Regions from separate parts of the Homo sapiens genome. Here region 1 is linked to region 2. Evidence: chromatin contacts called from ENCODE Hi-C or POLR2A ChIA-PET data. All regions are on one chromosome and are shown on one strand. The core of a region is the stretch at or near the end of the contact, and the rest is flanking DNA. Distances in the headings are between cores, read along the strand shown.

Evidence for each region. A loop is a pair of places that touch in the nucleus more often than their neighbours do. ChIA-PET counts read pairs that join two places held with the same protein, here RNA polymerase II (POLR2A).
Region 1: a map of astrocyte of the cerebellum shows a loop between it and region 2 (4-fold over the local background). The contact joins two enhancer-like sites. A Hi-C loop is called at or near these places in 1 of 168 maps with a recorded cell type or tissue (astrocyte of the cerebellum). POLR2A ChIA-PET finds 5 or more read pairs at or near these places in 3 of 52 experiments (AG04450, common myeloid progenitor, CD34-positive and naive thymus-derived CD4-positive, alpha-beta T cell).

The regions. Positions count from the first base shown.
Region 1 is chr19:8,485,128-8,489,703 of GRCh38, reverse strand. HNRNPM (heterogeneous nuclear ribonucleoprotein M) reads right to left here. Exons shown (of 16, transcript NM_005968.5): 14 at 3,299-4,101; 15 at 2,629-2,680; 16 at 590-1,013. The coding sequence ends at 850. Among named protein-coding and RNA genes, the nearest start is that of PRAM1, 15 kb to the left of the region's middle. RefSeq lists enhancers at 2,095-2,144, 2,435-2,524. Within about 2 kb of position 2,248, at least 15 of the 41 ENCODE cell types and tissues checked have a DNase peak (open chromatin) inside an H3K27ac peak, as active enhancers do.
Region 2 is chr19:8,371,896-8,376,097 of GRCh38, reverse strand. ANGPTL4 (angiopoietin like 4) reads right to left here. Exons shown (of 7, transcript NM_139314.3): 7 at 1,728-2,393. The coding sequence ends at 2,212. RAB11B-AS1 (RAB11B antisense RNA 1) reads left to right here. Exons shown (of 3, transcript NR_038237.1): 3 at 1,490-1,722. Among named protein-coding and RNA genes, the nearest start is that of ANGPTL4, 9.8 kb to the right of the region's middle. Within about 2 kb of position 1,499, at least 9 of the 41 ENCODE cell types and tissues checked have a DNase peak (open chromatin) inside an H3K27ac peak, as active enhancers do.

The DNA.
Region 1 (4,576 bases), core at 999-3,498, 110 kb before region 2:
ATTCTGACAGAGCCCAGGTATCAATCAGATTTGGCCTGAGCCTCTGGCAGGACTGAACACGCATGGAAGGTGGCACACAGTTTGGTCTGTTTCAGCAGGAAAAAAAAAAAGCCAGAGAACAAGCCTGACTCAGGCAGGGCCTGTGCCCCAGGGCGTTAACTTCACAACAGGGAGACAGGATGGCTTTCGGGGGGCTTTTTTTTTTTTTTTTTTGAGACGGAGTCTTGCTCTGTTGCCCAGGCTGGAGTGCAGTGGCGCGATCTCACTCACTGCAACCTCCGCCTCCTGGGTTCGAGTGATTCTCCTGCCTCAGCCTCCTGAGTAGCTGGGACTACAGCCATGAACCACCGCGCCTGGCCTCAGAAGGCTCTAAACAGCCAAACGCTCCATTGTAAGCCGGGGGATTACAGCCCACAGGAAGGCAGTTTCCAGGGAAGAGTCTCCCCCCATCTGTGGGCAGGCACCCACCCCTGGGGCCTCAGACAAGCAAGAGAGGGGATGAGATCCCTGCTGCTTGGACTGGAAGCTCGAGTGACCCCAGCTCCCCACACCTCGCGTGGTTGCCCACACAGCACACACAAGCAGGCCGTTTTCAGGAACCGGTATTTATTATCAAAGTCATATTCGATGTCAACAAGATGCCACAACTACAAAAAAAATTGCGCACATTGCAATCTCAATGCAAACAGTCAAATGGAACCCCAGTCATTAAAAAAGTAATTCAAATTACCCCAAAAAGCAACTGAATTTTTTAAACATCTTTATACATCCAGCCAACAAATTAAAATGGTTAACAAGAAAAAATACAAATTCAGAGGTCTCGTATCGATGTTTAAAAAAGGCAACTGCTTAAGCGTTTCTATCAATTCGAACGTCAATCTCTCGGCCACTCAGCTTCATGCCATTCATCATCCGGCAGGCTCTCTCGGCCACCTCTGGCGACTCGAACTTAACCACGCCACACCCCTTGGACTTCCCATTCTCCATCTTGATGTCGGCGTACAGCACGTGGCCTAGGACAGGGAGGGAAGAAGAGACGACACTCAGTCCCGATTTTGTTAGATTTTGGTGGACAGAGTCAAAAAGGAGAGGCCCTGAAGCCTAGAGCACAAAGGCTCAGAATACAATGGCGAGAACCAATGACTACGGCCCCCTCAGCCACACTGCCATTCTTCTGCTAACAGAGCCTGCCCCTGCCCCATGAAAAGCCTTCCTGGCGGATTCAATGCACGCCTTTACGCTTCAGGAAGTTCAAAAAAGAAGGCGCAGTGTAAAGCCAGCTTTATAGGCAGAAAGTTCCCATACATTTTACAAAGTCTTCATTTTTGATATGCCACCGCCCCTGGTTACAAAGCCATCCGCAATCCAATGGACACGTCTGTACTGTCCAAATGAAAGCCAGCAGGTTTCACTTATTCATTTGAGCACCCGTTAAGCATCCAGATATGTGTCAACGCCGTGGACAGAGCCCTAGAGGGCAAAGGCTCTACTCCAGGAGTACCAAAGGTGGTAGGGCCACAATGCCAGAGGTGGGAACTCAGTGCCTAAGAGAGGGCCCAGGGCAGGTAGGGTGGAGGGGTCCTCAGGGGCAAGTTCTGAGTGAGCTTACACAGAAATTCACCAGAAAGAAGACTTGCCAGTAATTGGCTCACACGAGAGCATTGCGGGACACGTGCAGCACTTGCCGCTCAGGTTCTGGGACAGGAGGGAGATGGAGGAGGATAGGACCAGGTCTTCAAGGGGCTTGTGAGTCTGGACTTCCTCTTGAAGGCACAGGGCCGCTCCAGGCATTGCAAAAGTGGGGGCTGGGGGCGCTGTGATCCCACTGGCCTTTTCAGAATATCTAGCTACAACATGGGAACTCAGGAGTGGGGAAAGAGGTGAAGAATGGAGCAAAGAGGCAGATCATGACTCAACGGCTTGCCCCAAGAACCATGGAGAAGCAGCAATGGTGGTGAAATCGGAGCCACTGCTGAAACAGGAAGCGGGAGGACAGTGCGGAAGCAGCTGCCCAGACCTCTAGCTCAGGCCCCTCTAGCTAAAAAGAACAGAGGTGGTGCATGCGGGGTGGGGGCTCACCCTGGAGGGCAGGGAAGGAAGACAACTTGCTTTCAGCCACAGACAGAGCCCTCCAGAAGAGTTGCCCGATGTGCCAGGAAACCACAAGACCTTAGCCTCACCCTCACAGGAGCTGCTGTGTGCCCAGAGCCTGCACCGCCTCCCCATGGCACCTGCTGGGCTGTGTTCTCTCCGAGGCCCCACACCAGCTGTGCTGAGGGGAAAGCGACCTCGTCTGGGATGTATTTATTTAGCCTTGCCACCTAGAAGCCAGGTAACCTCAGAAGGAAGACTCTGCCTGACTCATCTGTGAAATGGGGACACTACTACCTTGTTTCAAAGACTCAAAAAGAAAAAAGGAAGTAAGGATGAAATGAGAACACAGCTGAAAAACATGTGACACATCACAGGACACTCAACAACCTGCCTGAGCATTGGCGTGGGCAGAACATGGCAAGGCCATGGGTCCTGAGCCGACGGAGGGGGCTGGGAGGGAGGTTTTGCTGCTGACTCGGCTGCGTCACCAACAAGCACGAGGGAAGCACCTACAAAGCCGTTCCCAACACTTACCGCACTCGTTGAATTTGTCCTTTAGCATCTTCCATGTGAAATCGAATGGCAGCTGAAGGGGAGAAGAAAAGGGAGACTGATGCGTGATTAAACCAAATCCTAAGGCATGCCTTGCAGCTGGCTCTGAGGGCCATGCTAGATTTCTCACTATACCGAGAAGCTGGCTGCCCTTCAGACTGAGGCGATCAGCAGGAAACTAATAGATACATGTGGGACAAGGCTGTGAAGCGGCACAGCCAGCTCCCTCCCTGGGGCTCTGCCTGTGGGAGCACCGTGCAGGATGGGACACTCAGGCCTGCGGTGCGCAGCCCACAGTCACTAAATAGTGGCTAAGGGTGGCTGAGCTGGGGAAAATAATTCCGTTACAGCCACTTCTTTCCCTGGACCATCGTGCAACACATAGTGCCTCTTCAAGCCAACCAATCAGAAACTGGAGTCTCTGAGCTCAGCGTCTGCTCCATATTCTAGCACAGTGGAGAAGCCCAGGCTCTTCCAGAACCCACAGTTCTCACATTCCTTACTTGTCCCACTAGCATAAAACGTTTGGGACAGTGGCAAGGAGGTGTGGTCCCCTTTGAAGGGCGCCACCTCTGACTTCATCCTGCTGATCTTTGCCTCCCCTGTCCCCTCATGCTCACCACCACCAAGAAGTTCCCCAAGAGCCACTTACATTTCTCACAAATATCTGGCAGGCCTTCCTGGCCACCCCAGGAGCATGGCCTCCAGCTCCACCAAAGGAACCTGCGAAGCTTCCTCCGAAGTTGCCACGCTCCATCTCGATGGCACGGTCAAAGCTGGCACCGCCACCGCCACCCATGGCCAGGCCCATGCGCTCAATGCCAGCGCCCAGGGCCGGGCCCATGGCAGGGCCCATGCGCTCGAGGCTGTTGGCACCCATGCGCTCCAGGCCCATGCGCTCGAGGCTGTTGGCGCCCATGCGCTCCAGGCCCATCCGCTCCAGATTGTTGGCGCCCATGCGCTCCAGGCCGGTGGCCATGCGATCCATCACGGGGCCCATGCGCTCCAGGCCAGCTCCCATACCTGCGGGCACCATGCGCTCCATGCTCAGGCCCATGCGCTCGATGGCAGGGCCCATGCGCTCCACGCCAGAGCCCATGCGCTCAATGGTCTGGCCCACACGGTCGATGGGAGCGGCCATGCGCTCAAGGCCGAAGCCCATGCCGGCACCCATGCGCTCCACGCCAGAGCCAATGCGCTCCATGGTCTGGCCCATGCGCTCAATGCTGGAGGCCATGTGGTCGAGGCCCAGCGGGCCCATGCGCTCAATGCCGGAGCCCATGCGCTCCACGGAGCCCATGCGGTCCATGACCAGGCCCATGCGCTCGATCTCGGAGCCCACGCGATCCATGCCGTGGCCCAGGCCCGCGCCCATGCGCTCCATGCCGGCACCCCCGAGGCGGTCAATGCCAGGACCCATCCTCTCGATCCCAGGGACGCTTCCTCCACCTCCACCTGAAACAGGGACACAAAACACAGGTGGGTGTCAAGAACTTGAGTGTGCGTGTGCACAACACGCCAGACCACTTCAGCTCATGGGCATGGATCAGGGGTAAAGGCCCACCATAATTTACCATTAAGACACCCCTCAAATGTTGACAACAGCTACAGCTGTGTGGTGGGCACATGGGGGCCTCCCAGCATTCTCTCTGCTCTATGCCACAGCTGAGATTTCCATAACACAACTTCTAAAGAACACCCCTGTATGTGTGTCTGTGAGGTGCTAGTGTCTGTGACAAGCTTTGTGAACCATGGACGTCAATTCCTGAGACATCTGAGGTTTCTCCATCAGCAGACACTGAGAAATGCTCCAGGGGGAGGCATGGACACCCCCCACTCGGGGGGCCACCCAGGGTAATGAACAGGAGTTATGTGGAGACAAGTCGGAGTCACTCCCACCTTCCCCTCCCAGCCTGTCCCTCTAGGATGC
Region 2 (4,202 bases), core at 250-2,749:
GGGCAGTGCTCGTCAGGGAGGCGCGGGCCGCACAGGAGCCCATGGAGGGGGTGGGAGGCTCAGGCATGGCGGGCTGCAGGTCCCGATCCCTGCCCCGCGGGAAGGCAGCTAAGGCCTGGTGAGAAATCAAGCGCAGCGCCGGTGCGCTGGCACTGCTGGGGGACCCAGTACACCCTCCGCAGCCGCTGTCCGGCCCGGGTGCTAAGCCCCTCATTGCCCGGGGCCAGCAGGGCCGGACGGCTGCTCTGAGTGCAGGGTCCGCCAAGCCCACGCCCACCCGGAACTCCAGCTGGCCCACAAGCACCGCGCGCAGCCCCGATTCCGGCTCGCGCCTCTCCCTCCACACTTCCCTGCAAGCTGAGGGAGCCAGCTCCGGCCTTGGCCAGCCCAGAAAGGGGCTCCCACAGTGCAGCGGTGGGCTGAAGGGCTCCTGAAGTGCCGCCACAGTGGGAGCCCAGGCAGAGGAGTCGCAGAGAGTGAGCGAGGGCTGTGAGGACTGCCAGCACGCTGTCACCTCTCAGCGCCATCTCGGCTCACTGCAACCTCCACCTCCTGGGTTCAAGCAATTCTCCGGCCTCAGCCTCCTGAGTAGCTGGGATTATAGGTGCGCATCACTATGCCCAGCTAATTTTTGTATTTTTAGTAGAAATGAGGTTTCACCACATTGGCCAGGCCAGACCAGCCTGGACAATAGAGTGAGACCCTATATAGGGATCTCACTATATAGAGCAATACAGCGGGATCACCCGACCTCGGGTGATCCGCTCGTTGGCCTCCCAAAGTGCTAGTGTTACAAGTGTGAGCCAATGCGCCCAGCCCTATTCTTTTTTTTTTTTTTTTTTTTTTTGAAATCAAGTCTTGCTCTGTCACCCAGGCTGGAGTGCAGTGGCATGATCTCTGCTCACCGCAACCTCCACCTCCCGAGTTCAAGTGATTCTCCTGCCTCAGCCTCCTGAGTAGCTGGGATTACAGGCACCCGCCACCACACCCGGCTAATTTTTGTATTTTTAGTAGAGACGGGGTTTCACCATGTTGGTCAGGCGGGCCTGGAACTCGTAATGTCAGATGATCCACCTGCCTCGGCCTCCTAAAGTGCTGGGATTACAGGCATGAGCGACCACGCCATCTTTTTTTTTTTTTTTTAACAAAACACAGATGTAGAATTAGAGCCTTCAGGGGTGGGTGCAGTGGCGCTCACACCTTTAATCCCATCACTTTGTGAAGCCAAGGCAGGAGGATCCCTTGAGTCTCGGTGTTTGAGACCAGCCTGGACAATAGAATGAGACCCTGCCTCTACGAAAAAAAAATTATTTTTGTTTTGAGATGGAGTCTTGCTCTGTTGCCCAGGCTGGAGTGCAGTGGCGCAATCTCGGCTTATTTGCAGCCTCTGCCTCCTTGGCTCAAGTGATTCTTCTGCGTCAGCCTCTAGAGTAGCTGGGACTACAGACGTGCACCACCATGCTCGGCTAATTTTTGTATTTTTTTGTAGAGATGGGGGTTCCACCATGTTGGCCCGGCTGGTCTCGAACTGCTGACCTCAAGTGACCTGCCTGTCTCGGCCTCACAAATGGCTGGGATTACAGGCACGAGACACCGTGCCTGGCCCTGGGAACATGTTTACATGGACTTTGTTCACTTTTTAAAACAAACTGAGGGTAACTTACTAGATCTGTGAACTAAAGAAAGAGAAAAAAAAGAAAGAAAACAAACAAGAACAAAGAACAAAGTGTTCTGAGGTTGCTTTTATTCCAAGAACTCTGTGAGCTCCGCCCAGATACCATTGGCGCCTGCTTGTGTCCCCAGGGGACCTACACACAACAGCACCAGCACCATGAGGGCGCTCTCGACCCACACAAGCCCTGGTCCCCGTCAGTCAATGTGACTGAGTCCGCCATTGAGGCCAGTCTGGCTGGCCCCAAGTGGTCCCTCTGAGTCCCCAACTCCCTGGCCAGCAAGGAGTGAAGCTCCATGCCCCTTGGTCCACGCCTCTAGAGTCTGAGCATATCCTGCAGCCTCGATCTCAGGAGGCAACGCATGCAGCCCCCCTGCACTCAGAAAGGGGGCTTCTCCAGTCGTGGTCTTCTTCTCTGTCCACAAGTTTCCAGATGGCCCCTCCTTGGAGCCCCTGCCCAGGCAGGGAACGGCCACATCCTCGGGCAGAGCCAAGAGTCACCGTCTTTCGTGGGCCTGGGACCAGGCCCAGCCAGGACGCTAGGAGGCTGCCTCTGCTGCCATGGGCTGGATCAACATGGTGGTGGCCTGCAGCGGGTAGTAGCGGCCCCGCCAGGTCTTCCAGAAGATTCCCTTCTTAAGCTTCTGCCGCTGCTGTGGGATGGAGCGGAAGTACTGGCCGTTGAGGTTGGAATGGCTGCAGGTGCCAAACCACCAGCCTCCTGCCGGGGTCAGGGGAGAGGGAACATGGTCAGGTCTTTGAGCCACCGATGGGGCTGAAAGGAGATAGGGATAGGGTTGAGGATGAGGCAGGTTGGGGACCAGGCTGGGCTTTGGACTTGACTTTTTTTTTTTTGAGATTGAGTCTTACTCTGTCACCCAGGCTGGAGTGCAGTGGTGCGATCTCAGCTCACTGCAACCTCCGTCTCTCAGGTTTAAGTGATTCTCCTCCCTCAGCCTCCCGAGTAGCTGGGATTACAGGCGCCTGCCACCACACCTGGCTAATTTTTGGTCTTTTTTTTTGAGACTGAGTCTCACTCTATCTCCCAGGCTGGAGTGCAGTGGCACAATCTCGGCTCACTGCACCTCTGCCTCCCAGGTTCAAGGGATTCTCATGCCTCAGCCTCCTGAGTAGCCGGGATTACAGGCACCCGCCACCACGCCTGGCTAGTTTTTGTATTTTTAGTAGTGAGGGGGTTTCACCATGTTGGCCAGGTTGGTCTCAAACTCCTTACCTCATGTGATCCACCCTCCTCAGCCTCCCAAAGTGCTGGGATTACAGGTATGACCCACTGCGCCTGGCCTAATTTTTGTATTTTTAGTAGAGACAGGGTTTCACCATGTTGGCCAGGCTAGTTTTGAACTCCTGACCTCAGGTGATCCACCCACCTCGGCCTCCCAAAGTGCTGGGATTACAGGTGTGAGCCCCCACACCCGGCCTTATTTTTAAGTTTAAAAACAATTTTTTTTGAGACAGGGCCTGGCTCCATTGCCCAGGCTGGAGTGCAGTGGTGTGGTGATGGCTCAATGCAGCGTCAACCTTACGGGCTCAAGTGATTCTTGTACCTGGGCCTCCCAAGTAGCTGGGACCACAGGTGTGAGCCACCATGCCTGCATTTTTTCTTTTTCTTTTGAGGCAGGGGTCTCACTCTGTCACCCAGGCTTGAGTGCAGTGGCGCAGTCTCAGCTCACTGCAGCCTTATCTCCTAGGCTCAAGAGATCCTCCCAACTCAGCCTCCCAAGTAGATGGGAACACAGGCAGGCACCACCATGCCCAGCTAGTTTTTTGTATTTTTAATTGAGACAGGATTTCGCCCTGTTGCTCAGATTGGTCTCCTGGGCTCAAGTGATCCACTCGCTTCAGCCTCCCAAAGTGCTGGGATTGCAAGTGTGAGCCACCGTGCCTAATTTTTTTTTTTTTTTGAGAATTGCTTGAACCCGGGAGGTGGAGGTTGCAGTGAGCCGAGATCGCACCACTGCACTCCAGCTTAGGCAACAGAGTGAGACCCTGTTTCAAAAAAAAAAAAAAAAAAAGAATCCTGTGGAGCACCATTATAAAGATGTTTGTGGCCGGGTATTGTGGCTCACGCCTGTAATCCCAACACTTTGGGAGGCCGAGGTGGGCAGATCACTTGAGGTCAGGAGTTCAAGACCACCCTGGCCAACATGGTGAAACCCCGTCTCTACTAAAAATACAAAACAATTATCTGTGCATGGTGGCGGGAACCTGTAATCCCAGCTACTCAGGAGGCTGAGGCAGGAGAATCACTTGAACCCAGGAGGCGGAGGCTGCAGTGAGCCAAGATCACGTCACTTGCACTCCAGCCTGGGAGACACAGCGGGACTCTGTCTCAAAAAATAAATAAGTAGGCCGGGCGCGGTGGCTCACGCCTGTAATCCCAGCACTTTGGGAGGCTGAGGCAGGCAGATCACGAGGTCAGGAGATCGAGACCATCCTGGCTAACACGGTGAAACCCCATCTCTACTAAAAATACAAAAAAATTAGCCAGGCGTGGTGGTGGGCACCTATA